2 separate regions of the Mus musculus genome follow, and region 1 is linked to region 2. Evidence: chromatin loops called from intact Hi-C (ENCODE). Cell type or tissue: heart. All regions are shown on one strand. Links, peaks and the distances in the headings refer to the core of each region. The heading gives the core; the rest is flanking DNA. Region 1 holds the start of 4930597A21Rik (RIKEN cDNA 4930597A21 gene). Region 2 overlaps Gm39816 (a long non-coding RNA gene).

Region 1 (11,673 bases), core at 2,986-7,985, 1.2 Mb after region 2:
TAGAGTGCTCAGTGGAGCATAGCACTCATTTGTTTGTTTAATTCATATTTACCGCTGACTCTAGTGAAAAGTGCACAATTCCAGACAGTTATCAAAAGAAATAAGAAGTCAGAGGTTTCTATTCTCATTTGTAGCTTAGTATATGGATACACAAAACATAAACACCTCACAGTAAAAGGTAATTTATTCTATTTTGTTTTTTTTTTTTAATGTATGGGGAGCACTGTGGATGTAGAAACCAGAGAGCGATAATGGGTGAATTCTTCAATGGCTCTTCCCTTTGTATATTGAGGCAGAGTCTCCTTCTGAAGCCAGAACTCTAGTTTCTTCTTCATCTCTGAAGATGCCCAAATCATTGTATGTAAAGACTGGGATGAGAGCATCCCAAGCAGAGAAAATAGCGAATCAGATCCTGGAACCCCTGAAAGAGGAAGCAGAAATTGGCATGCTGACTTAAGAACCCCCAGAGGATCCCCCTTGTAATGCCCTTTGGAATATGGAGCAAGGACTAACCATCAGAGAAAACAAACAAACAAACAAAAAACACGGGAAGCTAAATTCTCCTCAGGGAAAGATGGCTTTGCAACTGCCAGAACTTGTCCAGAGCCCCTGAAGAGTGCACACAGTCCCTATCACTCGAGTTGGTATTCCTCTCATGCTAATCTTTGCTGTCAGCATAATGCCTCCGGCTGAAGTCGTCTGACCTAAGATGGGCCACACAGATCCCGGCTCCCAACCCCAGCCTTAAAACACCTCTCTGCAGCAGGGTGTGGTTGGGAAGACTGGGCAAAGTGGGTGCTTCTATGGCAACCTCGCTGTTTCTATGGGGGAGGGGAGGGGTAATCTGACTGACTGTAGGATTTGGGGACCACCCCAAGTCACCTAGCATAGCATTTTTGCCTGAGGGTGTGAAATGTTGGTGTGCTGCCCAGAGAATTGCCTGGTGGGTTTAAAGTCCATAAATATCCTGTTGGAGGGCTGGCATGAGTAATTGTCCAGCTCTCTCTGGGGCTTGAGCTCCTCAGTCTGGTTTGTAGCTATTTAATTTCCTCCATAACACTGATACCCTTCCCAGTTCACCGGCTCAAGGCTGGTTTCTGTTCCTTGCAACACAGCAAGCCGATATGGCAGGGAACTGGCCCGCAATGAGATGATGATGGGACCTTTAGACTCTCCATCAGTGCTGAGGTTCTCGGATAAAGACAAATCTAATCTTCCTCCTCAGAAGCCATCGACACAGATGCACTGCAGAGACCCTGCAGGGCTCCACAGTGTGAGCAGGCAGGCTGGCAGAGACGGGATTCCACAAACAAGCTCAGTAGAACTTACAGTGATGTTCAGAGGACCCCTGCAAGGGGTGTTGCCAGGAAGGCTGTCCCCTATGAAGACGATGTCCATCCATAACGAATTGCTGGAGTCAAGGTGTTGGGCAGGGGTAGGAACCAGGAATACAAGGAGGGTCGTGAAGTCTTAACATGGCTCCTCTTCAGTAACAAACTGGACCCAAGGAAGCCTGAAGAATTCTTCATAAGAGCTTAATATGTTTTCTGCTAGAAAACACTTCTGTTAGGGAATGGATTTTTCAAGATTTATTTTATTATTCATTTATATGTGTGTGTACCAGTGTGTGCCTGTCTGTGTACACTGTGTACATGTGTGTGCATATGTGTGCATGTGTGTGCATATGTGTGTGTGTGCATGCGTGTGTGTGTGTGTGTGTTCCTGTGTGTCTATGTGCCTTCAGAGGCCAGCAATAATGGTGGCTATGAACCACTTTCTCAGTGCTGGGAACAGAACTCTGTTCTCTACAAGAGCAACAGGCGACCTTAACCAATGAATGAGTCATCTCTTCAGCCCTGGTCTTGGTGGTTTTTGTTTTGTTTTGGTTTGGTTTGTTTTGTTTTGTTTTGTTTTGTTTTGGTTTGGTTTGGTTTGGTTTGGTTTGGTTTGGCTTGGCTTGGCTTGGCTTGGCTTGGTTTGGCTTGGCTTGGTTTTTTTGTGGGATGAGGCCTCACGCTGTACCCCCAAGTTGATCTGAAACTCATTATGTGGCCCCAGGATGCCTTTGAACTCACACAGATTCTCCTGTTTCTGCCTACCTACCACTGGGCTTACATTTTTATTTCCATGTTCAGTGCCTCGGATGAACCCTGGTATCTACTCCTGCACGTGTAAATTTGGCGATGAGGCTGGGGGCGGGGGAAACTTGGGGCTCTCCACCTAATTCAGGACATGAAGGAGAGTGGATTGAGTGTGGAATTCAAGATAGGAAAACGTTCTTGCTCATTTACAATCAACCGTTTTGCAGAAAATTTCTTCTGCAAAGAAGCCCCCATTTCTTTATATCTCTAGCTAGAGGGAAAACATGCTGTTTTGTTGAACAGGAAGACCCTCCTCTCAGCTTTGCTAAACCCATCGGGCTGGGAGAGAATACGGGTTTTAAAAAGTCACTTTTATAAAACCAGAAAATCATTGCTGTATCACATTTCTTACCTTAGAATGGTGTTTCTTAATGGCATAAAGAAAACACAGCATATTTGATGGGAATCCATTGTCTTCCCCCTCTTTAAATTATTTAGTAACCTGGGGTAGCTAAGAAATTGTCTCTGCTCCAATAATTTGCTATGCTAATTGTGGCCAGCAAATGAGTAACTATAACCAATTACTCAAGGCTGGAAAGGGCTGAGCCGATGTTGGGGGTTAAGAGTGCAATTCGGTGGCTCGGCCTCCCAAACCTTCACTCAGAATCTCTCTGAAGACTCAAGAAGAAAAGCTTTGCAACCAGAATCGAGGGGGACCAGTTTTCTGATGGTGTCCTGGGGGACTCGAATGAAAGTCAAGCAATTTGAAGAATCTCCTCAGGTTGTACTCAGCGGAACTCCTGACCTCTGCTTCGTCCTATCTGTCGTAAGCCTTTATCAGGAGGAGATGCCAAATCACAGGCCATTTGGTGGCGTATAATTGCTTGACACTGACAGCGAGGGCTATATATCTTCTGTGTAGACAGAGGAGTGGGCACTTTAAATAGCAGAAGACGGATGACAAACACACATCACCATAACCATGAAAGGAAATCAAAGCAACACAACACCAAGACGGATACCAAACTAAAGCAAAATATGGATTGAGTAGAGATGGAGGGACATGATTAATAATGTACTGCTTCTAATCACATCTTCCCATATATACCAAAAACACTGAAAATTATGGAGGAAAGAAGGAGTGGAGGGGAGGAAAAAAAGGAGTTAGGTGAGGAAGGAGGGGGAGGGAAGGAGGAAGACAAGAGAACTGGGAAGGACAATTCAGTGAAGCCTTGATGTGGTCTGCGATGGTGTATAAGCTCTGAGATAAGCATGTGGCATGCTGTGATCAATGTATGAAGCACTGTGATTGGAGTATAAAGCGCTGTAATGAATACATGAAGTATTGTGATCAGTGAATAACACACTGCCATCAGCACATAGAACGCTAATCAGAGTATGCAGCACTGTGATTGGTGTATGCAGCGCTGTGATCTGTCTTGTGGCTACAGTATTCAGTGATCCTGAACTGTCCTAAGAGAAAGATCTTCAGTCTCCACTTTCTTGCCATCTGCCTAAGGAAAGTCTCAGGGTTAGTCTGTCTGTAAGTATTCTTTAATACTCTGTAACTCTAAACACAGGACAAAAACACAGCAAGTGCCAGGCCCTGACCTTCAGCACATAGTACCTAGGTCAGATTTAATTACCCCACTCTAATATATATATGGAGGGGTGTGTATTTATACATATGTGTGGAGCCAGTATGTGTTTATATTTTCATGGTCACATATGTGTGGCTGCACATGTATGGTGGTGCATGTGTGCATGTGTGTGCGCATGAATGTGGTAGTCCAGAGTTGAAGGCAAATGTCTTCTTCAATCAATCCCCCCTTACTTACGGAGGCAGGGTCTCTCTTTAACCCTAAAGGTCTCCAATTCTGGCTAGTCTCACTAGCCAACTTGCCAAGGGGATCTTTACGTCCCGGGTTCTGGAATTACTGGCAGCCAGTCCTCTTGCCTGGCTGATCCACTGGATCATATCTACAGTCTCTAAGTTATTCCCTCTGGGTACCTTCTACTTATGCAAGGGAAAAGGTTTACATTTGTGATTGTAACATTATTGAGATCTCTTTACTTCCATTTACATAAACAGAGATAAACACAAATGAGATAAATAAGGGGGTGTGGGCCTGGAGGTCCATCCCATATACAATCACCAAACCCAGACACTATTGTGGAAGCCAACAAGAGCTTGCTGATAGGAGCCTGATATAGCTGTCTGCTGTGAGGCTTTGCCAGTGCCTGACAAATACAGAAGTGGATGCTCACAGTCATCCATTGGACGGAGCACAGGGTCCTCAATGAAGGAGCTTGAGAAAGTACCCAAGGAGCTGAAGTGTTTTGCAGCCTCATAGAAGGAGCAACAATATGAATTAACCAGTACCCCCAGAGCTCCCTGGGATTAAACCACCAATCAAAGAAAACACATGGTGGGACTCATGGCCCTAGTTGCATATGTAGCAGAGGATGGCCTGGTCGGTCATCAATGGGAGGATAGGCCCTTGGTCCTGTAAAGGCTCTATGCCCCAGTATAGGGGAATGCCAGGGCCAGGAAGCAGGAGTGGGTGGGTTGGTGAGCAGGGGGAGGGGGGAGGGGGAGAGGATGTTTTGGGAGAGGAAACCAGGAAAGGGGATAACATTTGAAATTTAAATAAAGAAAATATCTAATTTAAAAAAAAATAAGGGGGTGTGGGGCAGAGGGAGGGGCAGGCTGACAGAGTAAACAGTAATGGGTCCAGAGTGGTCCAGAGAAAAATTTCTCGTAAGAACACTGAAACACTTTCAATCAGAAAATATCAGCTTAAAGGCTACCCTAATCCCTACCTTAAAGCTTACCCTAATCATTTTACACATAAGGAAACCAGGGCCTGGGGGTCAGCAGGAATCACCCAGTCCACAGTATGAAATGGTAGACACAAACTTAATCTAAAACTTCGTTCTCCACCTCCATTACCTCTAACCTTACTTAATTTGTAGGTCTTTCCAAGTCTGTGTGTGTTAGAATTGCTTAAATGTATCTGCTTTAAGAATCCAAGAACAACGGATGCACCCACAAAGGCAGTTGGAAAACTGAACAAACTGCAGGACCATGGTGACATCTAGTGGTAATCTTTGGTAGTGCACCTGTCTAGAAGACCTTTGATTTAATCAGGCTTACCATGAAAGCAGAAATATTCTTTTGTACACTGTTCCCTAGTTTGAGTTTGTCTGCTATGGTTATGAGATATACTTGAACAGTAATCCCACATATAGGATTATATGCTGAAGAATATATATATATATATATATATATATATATATATATATATTCAAATCATAGCAAAAGGCACATGACAAAGGCTTGTCATGGCACTGGTTATATTGAGTGTTTGGTTACAGTGGTCCTGACCACCAAGATTCCATCTTAGAAAGCTGCTGTGAATTCTCTTCTAATTAATAAGGGATTCATGGAGTAACAATGTTCGAGTTTGCAAAGCTGATGTTTTTGCTTGAAACCTCAATGAAGTAACAGTTGCAAAATAGTAACCTAATGCTGTCATTTTTTACTCTAATTTTACTCATTAGGATTTTAACATAAAAAGGGAACCTTCCCTATACTCCCATTTTTTATTAATTAATTCTTACATCATCCAGAGTCTTAGATTTCATGAGCTGACTCAGGTATAGATGACATCATCTGTATCTGAAGTGTCAGACGTAGATTACAGTTCTACATTAATTACAGAGTATATCTAAAGCTTCCTAATTTGCTGCAGTGGAGATTGGACTAGGGTGCCATGCATGTGAGGCTATTGCTCTGCCTCTGAGCCACAAAGCGAGCCCTCTGAACCTTTACACAACCTGTATCCAGGCCGAGCCCTTGCCTTAACCCCAACTATCACGCTTAATTTTGAATAAAGGAAGTGTAGTGTGAACCAGAGAAATGTCCTGAAATATAACCCTGCCTATCCAAAAAAAAGAAAGAAAAAAAGAAAAAAGGGAAAGAAAGAAAGAGAGAGAGAGAGAAAATAAGAGAGAGAGAGAGAGAGAGAGAGAAAGGAAGGAAGGAAGGAAGGAAGGAAGGAAGAAAGAAAGAAAGAAAGAAAGAAAGAAAGAAAGAAAGAAAGAAAGAAAGAAAGAAAGAAAGAAAGAAAATGGAGTTTCAATTGGGAAGTTGTCTATTGGCACTGGGGTTTTTTTTTTTTTTCCATTTTTTATTAGGTATTTAGCTCATTTACATTTCCAATGCTATAACAAAAGTCCCCCTTACCCACCCACCCCCACTCCCCTACCCACCCACTCCCCCCCTTTGGCCCTGGCGTTCCCCTGTACCGGGGCACACAAAGTCTGCGTGTCCAATGGGCCTCTCTTTCCAGTGATGGCCGACTAGGCCATCTTTTGATACATATGCAGCTAGAGTCAAGAGCTCAGGGGTACTGGTTAGTTCATAATGTTGTTCCACCTATAGGGTTGAAGATCCCTTTAGCTCCTTGGGTACTTTCTCTAGCTCCTCCATTGGGAGCCCTGTGATCCATCCATTAGCTGACTGTGAGCATCCACTTCTGTGTTTGCTAGGCCCCGGCATAGTCTCACAAGAGACAGCTACATCTGGGTCCTTTCGATAAAATCTTGCTAGTATATGCAATGGTGTCAGCGTTTGGATGCTGATTATGGGGTGGATCCCTGGATATGGCAGTCTCTACATGGTCCATCCTTTCATCTCAGCTCCAAACTTTGTTTCTGTAACTCCTTCCATGGGTGTTTTGTTCCCACTTCTAAGGAGGGGCATAGTGTCCACACTTCAGTCTTCATTTTTCTTGAGTTTCATGTGTTTAGGAAATTGTATCTTATATCGTGGGTATCCTAGGTTTTGGGCTAGTATCCACTTATCAGTGAGTACATATTGTGTGAGTTCCTTTGTGATTGTGTTACCTCACTCAGGATGATGCTCTCCAGGTCCATCCATTTGGCTAGGAATTTCATAAATTCATTCTTTTTAATAGCTGAGTAGTACTCCATTGTGTAGATGTACCACATTTTCTGTATCCATTCCTCTGTTGAGGGGCATCTGGGTTCTTTCCAGTTTCTGGCTATTATAAATAAGGCTGCTATGAACATAGTGGAGCATGTGTCCTTCTTACCAGTTGGGGCTTCTTCTGGATATATGCCCAGGAGAGGTATTGCTGGATCCTCCGGTAGTACTATGTCCAATTTTCTGAGGAACCGCCAGACTGATTTCCAGAGTGGTTGTACAAGCCTGCAATCCCACCAACAATGGAGGAGTGTTCCTCTTTCTCCACATCCTCGCCAGCATCTGCTGTCACCTGAATTTTTGATCTTAGCCATTCTCACTGGTGTGAGGTGGAATCTCAGGGTTGTTTTGATTTGCATTTCGGCACTGGGGTTTTTTTTCTTCAAAAAAATGTTAATGTTGTGCAAGTTATAAAAGTATCAGAAAGCAGTCTAAGCAAAGAAGATCACAGGACTATGACAGTTCTGTAATACAAGTGGGGACCCTAAGGGACACATAGTGTGTTAGTCAATGTTCACAGACATACTAGGGACAAAGGGACATTATGTTTGTACTTATTCTCAAAAGGTTCTGTATGTTTTGTTGAGAAACAGAAAGCAAATATGAGAACTGGAGAAACGGCTTGTGGCTATGAGCACTGGCTGCTCTTGCAGAGAACCCAGGTTCAATTCCCAGCACCCACGTGGGGTCCAGAAGCACCTGTGACTCCAGTTGCAAGGGATCTGGCATCCTCTTTTGGCATCTGTGGGCACCGGTCTCTCTCTCTCTCTCTCTCTCTCTCTCTCTCTCTCTCTCTCTCTCTCTCAACACACACACACACACACATACACACACACACACACACACACACACACACACCACACATACAGGCAAAACACTCATACACATAACATCCCCAAAAAGGATTCTTTTAAAGCAAGCAAGCAAATGTGTCTAGATGTCCACCACAGTTGAAGGGTGGGTAAGGATTTAGCAACTTTCCTGTAAGTTTGAAATTATATAAAATAAAAGTTGGCCAATGAGGAAAAAAAAATGAGATTTTAAGGAATTTTAAAATACTTTGTTAGAAAACAACCAAACCAAAATAAAGGGGTAAAAACTACACTCGTGTCTAGAGACTTGAGAATTTCAAAGCAGCAGAGCCTCAATTTCTTTTCATGACTCTGAATAGTTTGAGGTAAAGTGTGACTCTTTTCATTAGGGAATTACCCTGCTAGTCAAGGAAATCTATTATACATTATTAGTTGAGATTCCCAGGCTGTCTGAAAAATCCCTCAAAGGCACACACATGTGTATGAAAGCTCACACAGATAATATCGTGATGTACAGAAGACGATATCCAGGCAGAGTCCTAGCCTTGAACCCAACCACCCGCCTTTTATTTTGACTAAGGGGAGCTGGGAGCGAACCTAAAGTGTGCTCTGAAGTGCAATCCTTGCCACCTTAAAAAAAGAGGGAATACTAGTTGGGAATGGGATTTATTGGATGTGGGGATATAGGGTGATGGTCCAAAAGAGAACTAATTTGGCCATCAAATACTGGCTTATGTTACATTCTCTTAAGTGAATCTACCCTCCTGTAAGTCCGGTATATCATCTGCATTTAAATCACCCCCACCCAGGGTTAACAGGAGCAAGTGTGCTGGCTGACCTGTCTCTAGGCCAGACACGACATTTGGGGTGGTTTGGGACCAATGCATGATGGGGCTCAGTGTTCTGCTTCCATCCCACCCCACTCCTCCACCCGGAGACTCTCGTTCTCCATTGCTTGTTCTTGTTGTTGCTTCCAGGGAGTAGGTATTGTTTAAGAAAAGAAAAAATGGTCCGGGACTTAGAATTCAATAGTCATGAATTAAAATGACCATTTGGGCCCTGAGAAGACGGCTTCATGGGTAAAGAACTGCAGTTGTAAGCATGAAGCCGTGAGTTCTGATCTCCAGAATGTAGGGACTCTGGCCAGAGTCATAACATGGGGTCTCCCCTTGTACACTTATAAATTGCCATTTTCCTATGTGCCACATCTCTCTCCATTCTACCCAGAGGCAGTCCTTTGTATTTGTATTTGCCTTCAGAGACAAATACCCCTGCCCCCTTTTCCCTCCCCTTCTCCCTCATCCTCTATCCCCTGTATTTGTCTCTTATTCCTACCTCTGTCCCTCAAGAGTAAATAAATGTCCTCTGTGCTGAGAACTTGGTCTTGAGGGTCCTGAGCTGATATTTTTCCTAACATTGAACCCATGTAAATCTGAGAGTACTGGCCTGTGTATTTAACCCCAGTGCATCATTTACACTTAGATAGGAGACAGAGGCAGCAAAATCCCTGGACGCTTGCAAGCCTGGTACATAAAGGATGCAGGAGACTCTGTCTAAAACAAGGTGGGAGATGAGAACTGACCTCATATACACACTCACACTCACACACTCACACACACACACACACACACACACACACACACACACACATCTTTACATTTTTAATCTTCCAGCGGGTTTTTTTTTTTTTTTTTTTTTTTTTCCGAGACAGGGTTTCTCTTTATAGCCCTGGCTGTCCTGGGGCTCACTTTGTAGACCAGGCTGGCCTTGAACTCAGAAATCCGCCTGCCTCTGCCTCTCCAGTGCTGGGATTAAAGGCGTGTGCCACCACGCCCGGCTCTTCCAGCTTATTTAACCACTGTGAAAAGTCAGTTTCTCTGGCTGCTGCTCTGAGCAGCTGCTCTGTAGGTGGCGCTATTATACACGACGACTAACACCTGACCCACCTCTTGCCTAGCCTGCCAGAGTTCGTCAGCAGTTCCTAGCTTCCAATCAATTGGAAGGGCTGCAGGCCTTACATTCTCCACCAAACAACAGGGACCTCCTAAGAATCCAATCTTCTACATCAAGCTCAGATTTCCTAACACAATACCCCAGTTCCTCCATGACCTCAAAGGCCCCGACTATCTCCACCCTACACCCCGCCCCCTGCTTCCTTCCTTTTGCCTTCTCTCCCCTCGTGCCCGTGCCCTAGTTTGTCTGTGAAGTGTTCTGAATCGGAGGATGTACCTTGCATCTGTAGCATCAGGACCGGGTGCTTGAAACATGACTAAGGTGGACGATGAAATGAAGTTTTGATTTTTGAAATGGTATTTAAATAGTCATATGATTTAGTGGCTGTCATAAAGAATGGGCAAACAGCTCCGGGCCTCTGGCTGTTCCCTGGCTGTGCCTTGGTATGTGTGTACTCTTTCTCCTTTCCGGAAGGTTCAGGCTGAACTCCAGCTGCTGTGCACTTCCATAGGATAATGAGACAGAACAGGACAGCGTGGGGCAGGATGTACATACACTTTGCCGGGACAAACATTTAACCAACCATCTCTCATTGGTGCAAATAAACTGACATACCCTTCAGGGCAACTGTACCCTCTGATTCTCACCAACATCAGTGCTTTCATGAAATAGATGAGTTAGGCCAGGCTAGCCCTCGGCTGCCCTTGAATCCATGGTAGAAGGCAGCCGCAGATGGTCGCAAGTCACAGTTTATCCCACCAAAAGTTTCCCAGTATTGTTTGGATTTTGCAGCATTTTAGAAGTAGAGCCAACATTTTAAATGAACAAAAGGGATTTCACTACACTCAATATTCCCATTTTTTTAATTTAAAAATAAAATCAGAACATCAAATCACACTGACCCCATAATCATTTCTGCTCTGTGATAATCAGGACTAATAATTCTGATGTGGCAGCCAATAGCCACATACAGCTATTGCCACTAAAGGAAAATAAACTGTAGAAGTTAGTCACATATGTGTGCACACATGCACATACACACACATAATCCTCTTTCCAGGTTTATTATCTCCTTATTCTTAATCATTTTCCTGGAGATATCCCAGCTGTTGCCAACTTCTGTCTGTCTGTCTGTCTGTCTGTCTGTCTGTCTGTCTGTTTTTCTCTTAATCTTCCCATGGGCTTTGTTTCGGTGATGTTTTTCAAAACAAAAAAAGCTAAGAAGAGCCAGGCAATGGTGGCGCACGCCTTTAATCCCAGCACTTGGGAGGCAGAGGCAGGTGGATTTCTGAGTTCGAGGCCAGCCTGGTCTACAGAGTGAGTTCCAGGACAGCCAAGGCTACACAGAGAAACCTTGTCTTTAAAAACAAACAAACAAAGCTAAGAAGAAATCCCAAAGCATGTGGAAGACTGACTTTTCAGATTCAAATGTTACAGGTAATAGAACAGAGCAAAGAAGGGTGGGTGAGGACCATGGCGACCTGAATGGCATCCATCTCTCCAGACTACAGGAGACAGACCTCATGATTAACCTCTCAACAGCTTGGTAGAACATTCTGGTGACCGACATTTGCTATGAGAGGGTTTTAGTTACTTTTCATGTTGCTAGGATAAAATACCCTGACAAAGCAACCTAATGAAGGGGAGGTGGATATTTTGTTACACAGTTTGAGGGGTACTCTGTCATGGTAGGGAACTCAAGGTGGTAGCAGCTTGAGGCAGCTAGTCACACTGTATCTAAGTCAGGAAAGGAAAAAAAAGAACAAAACAAAACAAAAAACAATGAATGTCTGTGCTCTGATCACTTCCTCTGCTA
Region 2 (11,673 bases), core at 2,226-7,225:
TCTCCCACTTTGAGACTGACCATGGCTCCTATGGTCACCAGTCTCTCCCTCCTATTAAAGTTCTTCTGAAGGGAGATCTCATGTTAGCTCCCTTTATTAACCTGCATTTTATTTCTATCAGATGCATCTCTGACTCCATAGATCTGAATGTGGCCCGAGATTCTGTGTTTCTAACATGCTCTTAGGTAACACCACTGCTGCTGTCTGTGGGCTACACTTTGAGCATCAAGGTGGGAATTCTACTTTTAATTTCCCTTCTCTTCTCCATCCCCACCCTGCTTTTAGGTTTTAGAAGTCAGGATTGGTGGAGAGGGAACCCACCACTAGCCATATCTCTTGCATTAAGCTCTGGTATAATTTCATATTATTTTCCCCCTTCTATCTTGTATATGACATATTTTGGGCTCTTCCTTCATCCTTGTTGGATGTTCATCTTCTAGCTCTCATGAATTGGGATTATCCCACTGAAAGAAGGTGACACAAAGAATTCTATGTGATGATAGAACCATCTATTATAATGTAGTTTGTAGTGGCTGTGTCTGTTTTGTAGTCTGGGACAGCAGCCTGGACGAAATGATTTAAATCAGTGAAAAAAATATTACTAGGGAAAAATATAATTAGGACAGGCCTGGTGCTGAATAAATCCCATTGTGTGCAGCACATGCCTCATAGACAAAGCAACAGAAGCCATTGTTCCCAGCATTCATTTGCTGGCTGTCACCCATGTTGATTTCTGTCTGCTTCTGAGGTGGATGTGGGAGGAGTAATGGTAGCAATTATAGCTCCTCAAGGATCTATTTTTTTCCCATGGCACTAAGAGAGGTCCTGAAGGTCTGACACAGAGTAGCTAAACATAGTAGTGAGGGACCTTGAGCTAATCATTGAAGCTGCCATTAGTGCAAGAGGTGGACCCCCTTGTAATAGGAATTACTGTAAATGGATATAGGAGTCAGGGGGATAATTGACTGACCAAGTCATAAGCATGTTTGTGGAAAGGAAAAGCCACAAAACCATATTGGATGCCTTCGTCCATTAGCCCTTCAGTGTAAGTGAGTGGCTGCTGCTGCTGGTCCATCTTGGACTAAGAGTGGAGCTCTTAAGGGCGTCAAATCCTGTAGAAATGATAACTTAAGGAGGATGTGAGGATGTGCTTCTTGAATCTGTGAGACTGTATCTTTATGAGTTGGATTCTTTTCCAAGAAACTGTATTCAAATTCAACTTATCACGAACGCTCTTTGGATGAACTATGTTAGCAGTGCGCATGGTGAGAAAGAGTCTTCCAGGGATTCTTTGAGAACACTCTGCTTTTTTTTTTTTTTTTTTTTTAACTGCTGAGTTTGAAAGTTCACTTGGCCAGAATTTGAAAGGTAGAGAAAGGAGTAGTGCCACCCAATGCTACCTCTGCAGCCTGCTGAGAGCTGGAGTCTATGGAGTGTCCTGTTGGGAAGCTCAGGATTCCAGGCTCTGTGGTTTGCACGTGTTTCTCAGCCAGGTTCCTTCAATCTTTTCATCCCTGTTAGAGGTGATATTGGTGTAGTTCTTTAGACTTGCCAGGTATAGTCACATCCATATTATAAATAGGAACTTATGATCTTCATTTCCAGCTGGCAGGGGCCCAATGTTTGAATATACAATGGTGATTAATTATTGTTCCACAAAATCCTTGGATATCAAAACCTTTTTATTACATTACAAAACAAACAAACAAACAAACAAACAAACACCAAAACACCCAAACCAAACCAAAACCCCAGCTAGGCGGTGTGGTGAATGCTTGGATCTCTGAGTTTGAGACCAGCCTGGTCTACAGAGTGAGTCAGTTCCAAAACAGCCAGGGATACACAGAGAAATGCTGTTTTGAAACTGAAAGACCCACAATGTGAGGGCTCCCCCACGTTCTGACTCAGGAGAGGCGACACCCCAAAATCACCCACAAGAAACAGGTCTTGCTGCAAATTGCAAGAGGATTTTTATTCAAGAGCGCTCTCGGGCCCATGGTCATACACCACGCAGGGGTAGAGGACCGTGGCGAGTAGCTGGGTAAGGGGGTATTTAAAGGAAGAAACCGAAACTCAAGGAAGTGGGGAGGGCGTTGTTGGAAGATACCAAAGATACCAGTTAAGAGTCACAAGGAAGTGTAAAGTTACAAGAGTCACAAGGAATACCTGGTAATTGTTAACTCTCAAGACAGCTTCTAAGAGCCTCTAACAATAGCACATTTGCATTGCAGGTTCTGGTAATGGCCAGGGTGACTTTCTTTGAATGAGCACTCTTTGAACCCAGGAAGCGGGTGGGTAGAGGAATGTCGCTATCTTTTTTATGATTAGCATACCTTTACAAAGGCCACATTCCCAAGCCTGGGCCTAAAGGCCTAGAATTCTGTTTTTACGTTGTTATACTTTCAAAACCAAAACCAAAACCCAAAACTGAAATAAACAAACCAAAACCAAAACCAACCAACCTAAGAAACTACCGAAACCCAAAGAGTAGCTCTTCAAACATTGAATAACTGAAACCCAGATGCTGCCTGCCTCCCGTGGTGGGGCTGGTGCTTATACTATTTCCTAAGGTCCATGAACACGAATGCAAAAACACTTAAATACACACACACACACACACACACACACACACACACACACTGAATTCACGAGATACTAGACGTGATTTATAGCACACACCACATAGGAGGCAGCTAACAGACCTCCCATCCCACTCTGTCCTCTGCCAGCTGCGCCCTCCCTTACTTCAGACAGATCTTGCAACTCTGTTATCTAGGCCACACTGTATGTGTTTTTCACACCCCAGCTGGCTAGACCAAACCTTGGGATTATCTCTGGATCATTTTCCTGTACCTCTCAGAGGTATTTTTACAACCAGAGCTTTGGAGTTAGCACATGGTGAAGGGAGGCTGAGGCAGGAGGATTGTGAGTTAGAGGTTAGACACTGTTGCAGAAAGAAACAGAACCCTACCAAGCTTCTTGTAGTTTTCACTCATTAGAACCTCACTGAGAGCTGTTAGCTTCCTCTGCTGAATAAAGACTGTCTCCATTTTGTTAACCACTTTGCCTACTGAAAAAAAAAAGTGAATCCCCATTTTTATGGGTTCAGGTGTTTGTAAAAATAAGGATTTTTAAAGTGCATAGTCATTTTTCTAAAAAGAAAATAATTTTGTTTCTATGGGTCTGAGCATCTTGCCTGCATGTAAACCTGTTTATCTTGTATTTACATTGATTGTGGAAGCCAGAAGAGGCTGTTGGATCCCCTGGAACTGGAGTTTTACAGACAGTTGTGAGTGGCTGTTTGAGTTCTGGGTCTTCTGGAAGAGCAGCCAGTGTTCCTAACCATTGAGCCATCTTTCCAGCCCCTAAATCATGTAGTCTTAATGGGAGATGTCATTTGAATCATTATTGATCACCATACAGTCTTCTAGTCTCTCCTTTCAGTGACTCTGAAAAAAGAAAAACTGGTTTTGTGTCTCTCTACACTTTTCTTTAATGTCTTGGCAGGACGCTTGCACTTCCTACTATGCCTCTTGGTCCTCCCACTATGCCTCTTGGTCTCCACACTGTCATGCTTTCTCCCCCATGCTATGCCACATTATTTCACCACAATCTTTCTGAAGGCCACCCCTTAGATTTTTCTCTCTTTAGATTTTTTTCCTTCACTGTTTCTGTTACACAGAGATGTTGGTGAGTGACAGTAACATGGTGTGTCCTGTGTACAAGGCCATTTGCATGCCAGTAGGGACTACTGCATTTGTACAGTCTGAACCCTGGTGAGTATTCTCCTTGGGAGAATTACAGTCACTCGTTAGACCAAAGAGACCAGTTTTTGGCAGAGGATAGCCAACCTCATGTGTGAGTTTCCCCATGTCAGGGTCAGGGTTAAGTTGCATGCTGAGATAAGAACATGAAAGAGAACTTGACATTACAATTTAATTTTGTCTAGTGGCTTCGATGAGCTCCTCTATAACCAAACAATAGAATCATAGTCACACATTTTTGGATAGCTGGCTTGCTGCGATTTCCTATGTATTTTGAATGGTGGCTTTCACATGATAAATCTTGAATAATTATTTGTGAAATAGGCAGATCAATAGATTTAGTTTCCCAACATTTACCCAATCTGGTCTTCACCTATCGGGACTGAAAACACCTTTCTCTTGAGAATTCTGACCTGAGAGTTATTTGTGAATTCTGCCTTTTTCTTCTAGCTGCCAGAGGGTGTCGCTGTTGAAGCTGTATTCTGACTTAGCCCAATGAGGCTCCTATATCTGGGAGTCTGTGCCAGAGAGAGGCTGTTTCTATCTCTGCAAAAGTCAGGGTGGTCCTCTAGGGACCATAGGTCAGGGATGTTCAGAGCTCTGGGTGCCAAGACTGCAGATCTGAGCGTGTCTCTGTGTCCCTGGGCTCTGCTACATCCTGGGGTATAAGCCTACCCAGGAGTCTGCTGGAAGGCCATTCTCAGATCTGTGCACTCACACACAGGGTTTTGACCTTCCTTTTATAGAGAGCATTCTTCCAAGAAGACAGTGTCAGGGCCTCCCAAGGATTGTTGTCTATCCTGCCTATAGTGTGATATGACTGAAGATGCTCTGGCTAAATAGAACTACTAAATGGTGTTGGCAAACACAGATATGATGCCAATATTAGGTACAAGACATAAATTCAGTCATTCAACAAGTCCTATATTAGATAGTCTCATTACATTTGCCATAGGGAAGAGAAAAATATCTGAGTGTGTTCAAAGCCACATTTTCAAGGCTTATATTTTAGTGAAGGGTAACATGAAACCCTGCATGTCTTTAGAGTGACTGTCCTTAATCACTCCACAGTTACTCTGTCAGCAACCTTTGGAGGAGCGCTCTGCAAATAGAGGTATGACCTCAGACAACACTGCAGTGTCAAAGGATTGATTCTTCCTTCTGGTAGCAAGGAACTCAGAGGCTCCAGGTGTCCTAAATTTCCTGCCCTTAGAATTCTCCAGTGTCGACTCACTTACTTAACAATCTGCAGTCATACAGATGTCTCATGTGAGACCTCTTCTATGTCCCCTGACTCCGAAGTTCCATGAGACGGAACCAATCCTACCAACTCCCCCCCCTTTCCCGCCCCCCATGAAAACCAGAGGAAGTCAGGAATGGCAGTGCACCCCTGTAATTCTAGATTGCAATTCTAATATTCAGGGGGGAGTTTGTGGTCAACTTGAGATATATAGTAAGTTCCAGGTCAGCCTAGACTATAAATCAAGTCAAAACAAAACAAGACAAAACCAGCAAAAATACCTATCCAGCCGCACTGAGGTCCAATAGGCATACACCAGACCTTCTAATCCCCTTTGAGAAAGATTACAAAAACATTCCGATTCAGCCTGTTCTGTTCCTTAAATCAAAATCTAATTCTCCCTCCTATGTCTATAATTTGAGGTTAGTTTAAACCAAGCCAAGTCTTCAGAGGCAATATGAGATGATTTCTTTGTTCAAAGAGCAGGGGCATTGCATCTTGAAGTGAACATTCAAAGCTTTGTCTCCTGAAGGATCCCTGAGAGGGCTCTAACCAGCGTGTGTGCGCGTGCGTGTGTGTGTGTGCATCTGTGTGCATGTGTGTGTGTATGCATGTATGCATGCGTGTATTTCTCAGTCTTTAAGAATATTTCTCCTTAGAAAGTGTGTATAAAAAAATCCTCCCACCAGTTCTGATCCAATGGTGCTAATGTGCCCCTGGGAAATCATGTCCCCTTTAAGAGTAGCTTCATGTTCTCTCTCTGTCCCTAAGCAAGAGAACTGGGTTGAGCTTTATTATTAGAAATTTGTCTTAGGAAAGCGTTTGGTTTTCTTGTCTTTTCTAAATGGAGTGTATTAACCTACCAGAGATTAATTTACCGCTAGTGGTTAAACTTTTTTTTTTTAAGAGCATCTTTGTGAGGTTACAAATAATAATGTTTAAAGAGTTTCGTTCTGGTGCTTGGCATACTGTGAGCATCCTGGAAATGCTGGCTGGTATTGTCATTGCTGCTATGACCTCTCTCATAAGTGGAGCCACTTCCTGCTTGGGTAACCAGCCCTAGTTATGGGATCTTCACTGTGGGGAAGTGTTGTCTGTCAGCTAATATATGGGAAGTGTTTAGTGTAGGCTTCAGCACCTAGTGAGCAGTTAGCAAATTCAAGCACGTTTCTAAAGTGTGAATCTAGCATGGTAGATTTATTTAGCTGAGGCAATAGATAAAAAAAAAATCTCAATGACACCAAGAGAAATGAATTTATTTCTGATTGTGCTGTGGGTTCCAGGCATTCCAAAAGACGGCAGAAAACTTTGGAAGCACGTACCAAAGTCGTATCAGAATTAAGAGTATAAGCAAAATGACCTGGGTGGCCCCTTCCCCGGATTCACACTTGGCAGGGACATTTTATGGGGTAGGGAGAGTGTGGATAGATGATCATTGTCAGATGTAGAACGGAAAGTCTGGCTAAGGGTCAGTAGAACCTTGACTGACAGTTGGCAATTGTGTGTGTGGGTAATTGGACATGTGGGTAATTGGCTTCCCAGAGCAAACCTTAATCCTGTTAAAGTTCACAGAAAATTGCTTAAGCATTCTATCAGGAACGCTAACTTCTCAGGAGGTTATTAAGAAAAAAAAAAGACTCTCCCCTCTGGTCAAATTTGAAACACTCTTTAGTATTTGTAGGGCTCAGTCACTCTGTGCTACTCAGATCATTCAGGGGATCCTGGCTGATGGCAGCTTCATCATTATGTGTACAGTGTGTGTGACTTCATCCTGGTCGCTGTCTTTACTCATCGAGGATGGAAGAAAGAACAGAGTAGCAGCAACAGAGTTTCCTTCAGCACATGAGCGAGAAGTTGGACATGCAGCTCGTGTTACAGACCGGGAGGAGACATTTGGCTAAATGGCTCACGAACATCAAAGAGGGCTTCAAAATGCAACCCTTGACTCCCAAGTCTGTGTTCACATCCATTTACTAGCCATACGGGTTTTACTATAGGAAAGTAACTGGAGAGAGCCTGTGGTCTGTGTCACAGTGAGGAAGTACTTACCCTTGCGGTACCTACTGCATCCTAGTGTGGAGCTGATAAACTAGGACCCTTAGGCCATGTCCATCTACAGTCTGTATTATAAGCGTTTTTATTAGACCACAGCATGCCCAGACATACATCTGACATCGGGGGCTAACTTCACACTACAGTGACAGCAGAATTGTTGGAACAGAGACCACAACGGCTCCACATTGTGAAGGATTTATTTTTTGGACCTTCATAGGAAAAGTTTGCTGACTTTTGTAACACCAGGGCTTTTGAACTGCCCGCAGTGCATACACTTAGAACGTCAGTCAGTATTGCTTTCTGTACTTATGCTAGCGATGTATGAGGTTACCTGCTGCACAGCATCCTTAGCAACACAGAATATCAAACTTGTGTGGGTAGATTATGATGTGCTGACACACACCAATAGTCCCAGAACTCTTGAAGCTGGGGCAGGAGGATGCAGAGTTGGAGGTGACTCTGGCAGAGTAAGACTTTGTCTCAGACCAAGAAACAAATGAAGCTTCTATGTGTGCACACTTTGATAGATGAAAAAGTGACATTTCATTATAGCTTTAACCATACTTATATTAAGATTGAGCCTTCTGCTGGGTACTGATGGGCCACACCCTTAATCCTAGCACTCAGAAGGAAAAGGCAGGCAGATCTCGGAGTCTGAGGCCAGCCTGGTCTACACAGTGAGTTCTAAGATAGCCAAGGCTGCACAAAAGGAAACAAATTGAGTTTTTTTTAAAATAAATGAAATTGGTAAAATCTTTTTAATTTGGCTCAGGGTGTTTTGAGTTAGGGTTTTTCTGGGTAACCCTGGGTGTCCTAGAACTTACTCCAGAGGCTAGAACTCAGAGATCTGCCTGCTTCTACCTCCCTAGTGCTGGGATTAAGGAAGATGCTCAGCACACCCAACAGAAGTTTTAAGACTCTTTAGCTTGCTGTTTTCTGGACCATTTGTTTGTATCCATTAAGGTGTTGGTGGCGGTCTTTATGTGCTACGAAGTGGATTCTTGTTTTACTCATCATGTAATCTCTAGTTTGCCTGTGAAAGTCTTTGTTGTGAAAGATTTAATTTTTTTCTCGTGTGTGTGTGTGTGTGTGTGTGTGTGTGTGTGTGTATTCAAATTTAAGAGTTTTTTTTTTTTTTTATATCTGAGTGTGTTGGTGCACACTTATAATCCCAGTGCTTTGGAGATAGAGACAGGAGGATGGCAAGTTCCATTCCAGCCTGTGCTATGTACATTTTGTCTCAAACCAAACCAAAAGTGGTTTTCTTCACTGACTTCTGACTCACATGCCTTAGTTAGGAGGCCTTCCCCGCCCAACTCTAAGACTAGACAAGAATCTCTTTCACTGTTTTCTAGAAGAGTTTTGTGGTTATCATATTTTACATCTAAATATTTGTTACATCTGTGATTTATTTTGCCTTATAGTTAGAGGAGTGGATTTGATTTTTCCCCTCTAAATGGCGACCCATTGTGTGTATGACATTTTAGAAATAATACTTCTTTAGCATATATTAAGTTTCAATATATTTTTAGGTTCCACCAGCATGTGTATTTATGGCCCTGTATTATGTTGCTTTAATTAATGTAATTTTATATTTTCATATATGTCAGGGCTAATTTGCCCTCATCACTTTTATTATTTTAACACAAAAGTTTTTTTTTTTTTTTTTTTTTTTTGTAGTTCCATAGTATTTTCTTTTTTTTTTTTTTCTCTTATATTTTTTTTCCATTTTTTATTAGGTATTTAGCTCATTTACATTTCCAATGCTATACCAAAAGTCCCCCTTACCCACCCACCCCCACTCCCCTACCCACCCACTCCCCCCCTTTGGCCCTGGTGTTCCCCTGTACCGGGGCACACAAAGTCTGCGTGTCCAATGGGCCTCTCTTTCCAGTGATGGCCGACTAGGCCATCTTTTGATACATATGCAGCTAGAGTCAAGAGCTCAGGGGTACTGGTTAGTTCATAATGTTGTTCCACCTATAGGGTTGAAGATCCCTTTAGCTCCTTGGGTACTTTCTCTAGCTCCTCCATTGGGAGCCCTGTGATCCATCCATTAGCTGACTGTGAGCATCCACTTCTGTGTTTGCTAGGCCCCGGCATAGTCTCACAAGAGACAGCTACATCTGGGTCCTTTCGATAAAATCTTGCTAGTATATGCAATGGTGTCAGCGTTTGGATGCTGATTATGGGGTGGATCCCTGGATATGGCAGTCTCTACATGGTCCATCCTTTCATCTCAGCTCCAAACTTTGTTTCTGTAACTCCTTCCATGGGTGTTTTGTTCCCACTTCTAAGGAGGGGCATAGTGTCCACACTTCAGTCTTCATTTTTCTTGAGTTTCATGTGTTTAGGAAATTGTATCTTATATCGTGGGTATCCTAGGTTTTGGGCTAGTATCCACTTATCAGTGAGTACATATTGTGTGAGTTCCTTTGTGATTGTGTTACCTCACTCAGGATGATGCTCTCCAGGTCCATCCATTTGGCTAGGAATTTCATAAATTCATTCTTTTTAATAGCTGAGTAGTACTCCATTGTGTAGATGTACCACATTTTCTGTATCCATTCCTCTGTTGAGGGGCATCTGGGTTCTTTCCAGTTTCTGGCTATTATAAATAAGGCTGCTATGAACATAGTGGAGCATGTGTCCTTCTTACCAGTTGGGGCTTCTTCTGGATATATGCCCAGGAGAGGTATTGCTGGATCCTCCGGTAGTACTATGTCCAATTTTCTGAGGAACCGCCAGACTGATTTCCAGAGTGGTTGTACAAGCCTGCAATTCCACCAACAATGGAGGAGTGTTCCTCTTTCTCCACATCCTCGCCAGCATCTGCTGTCACCTGAATTTTTGATCTTAGCCATTCTCACTGGTGTGAGGTGGAATCTCAGGGTTGTTTTGATTTGCATTTCCCTGATGATTAAGGATGTTGAACATTTTTTCAGGTGCTTCTCTGCCATTCGGTATTCCTCAGGTGAGAATTCTTTGTTCAGTTCTGAGCCCCATTTTTTAAGGGGGTTATTTGATTTTCTGAGGTCCACCTTCTTGAGTTCTTTATATATGTTGGATATTAGTCCCCTATCTGATTTAGGATAGGTAAAGATCCTTTCCCAGTCTGTTGGTGGTCTTTTTGTCTTATAGACAGTGTCTTTTGCCTTGCAGAAACTTTGGAGTTTCATTAGGTCCCATTTGTCAATTCTCGATCTTACAGCACAAGCCATTGCTGTTCTGTTCAGGAATTTTTCCCCTGTGCCCATATCTTCAAGGCTTTTCCCCACTTTCTCCTCTATAAGTTTCAGTGTCTCTGGTTTTATGTGAAGTTCCTTGATCCACTTAGATTTGACCTTAGTACAAGGAGATAAGTATGGATCGATTCGCATTCTTCTACATGATAACAACCAGTTGTGCCAGCACCAATTGTTGAAAATGCTGTCTTTCTTCCACTGGATGGTTTTGGCTCCCTTGTCGAAGATCAAGTGACCATAGGTGTGTGGGTTCATTTCTGGGTCTTCAATTCTATTCCATTGGTCCACTTGTCTGTCTCTATACCAGTACCATGCAGTTTTTATCACAATTGCTCTGTAGTAAAGCTTTAGGTCAGGCATGGTGATTCCACCAGAGGTTCTTTTATCCTTGAGAAGAGTTTTTGCTATCCTCGGTTTTTTGTTATTCCAGATGAATTTGCAAATTGCTCCTTCTAATTCGTTGAAGAATTGAGTTGGAATTTTAATGGGGATTGCATTGAATCTGTAGATTGCTTTTGGCAAGATAGCCATTTTTACAATGTTGGTCCTGCCAATCCATGAGCATGGGAGATCTTTCCATCTTCTGAGATCTTCTTTAATTTCTTTCTTCAGGGACTTGAAGTTTTTATCATACAGATCTTTCACTTCCTTCGTTAGAGTCACGCCGAGATATTTTATATTATTTGTGGCTATTGAGAAGGGTGTTGTTTCCCTAATTTCTTTCTCAGCCTGTTTATTCTTTGTGTAGAGAAAGGCCATTGACTTGTTTGAGTTAATTTTATATCCAGCTACTTCACCGAAGCTGTTTATCAGGTTTAGGAGTTCTCTGTTGGAATTTTTAGGGTCACTTATATATACTATCATATCATCTGCAAAAAGTGATATTTTGACTTCCTCTTTTCCAATTTGTATCCCCTTGATCTCCTTTTGTTGTCGAATTGCTCTGGCTAATACTTCAAGTACTATGTTGAAAAGGTAGGGAGAAAGTGGGCAGCCTTGTCTAGTCCCTGATTTTAGTGGGATTGCTTCCAGCTTCTCTCCATTTACTTTGATGTTGGCTACTGGTTTGCTGTAGATTGCTTTTATCATGTTTAGGTATTGGCCTTGAATTCCTGATCTTTCCAGAACTTTTATCATGAATGGGTGTTGGATCTTGTCAAATGCTTTTTCTGCATCTAACGAGATGATCATGTGGTTTTTGTCTTTGAGTTTGTTTATATAATGGATTACATTGATGGATTTTCGTATATTAAACCATCCCTGCATCCCTGGAATAAAACCTACTTGGTCAGGATGGATGATTGCTTTAATGTGTTCTTGGATTCGGTTAGCGAGAATTTTATTAAGGATTTTTGCATCGATGTTCATA

Evidence for each region. A loop is a pair of places that touch in the nucleus more often than their neighbours do. Peaks named below come from ENCODE experiments on the same cell type or tissue, not always from the same donor. Only the 100,000 strongest peaks of a DNase experiment are listed, where the experiment ranks them.
Region 1: a loop joins it to region 2, with 4 times the contacts of the local background. A loop is called at or near these places in 4 of 42 quality-filtered maps.

Annotation. Positions count from the first base shown.
Region 1 is chr11:44,579,724-44,591,396 of GRCm38, reverse strand. 4930597A21Rik (RIKEN cDNA 4930597A21 gene) reads right to left here and starts at 5,080. Exons shown (of 4, transcript NR_126460.1): 1 at 5,047-5,080; 2 at 3,920-4,095; 3 at 1,330-1,563; 4 at 168-421. It overlaps Gm39815 (a long non-coding RNA gene), which reads left to right. Exons shown (of 3, transcript XR_879811.3): 3 at 1-298. In heart, for the core only: a CTCF peak has its summit at 5,180 (motif pointing left); no DNase peak of the experiment used is centred there.
Region 2 is chr11:45,729,381-45,741,053 of GRCm38, reverse strand. All of the region lies in intron 2 of Gm39816 (a long non-coding RNA gene), which reads left to right. Among named protein-coding and RNA genes, the nearest start is that of Gm39816, 18 kb to the left of the region's middle. In heart, for the core only: a CTCF peak has its summit at 4,213 (motif pointing right); a DNase peak (open chromatin) is centred at 4,333; H3K27ac peaks cover 397 bases.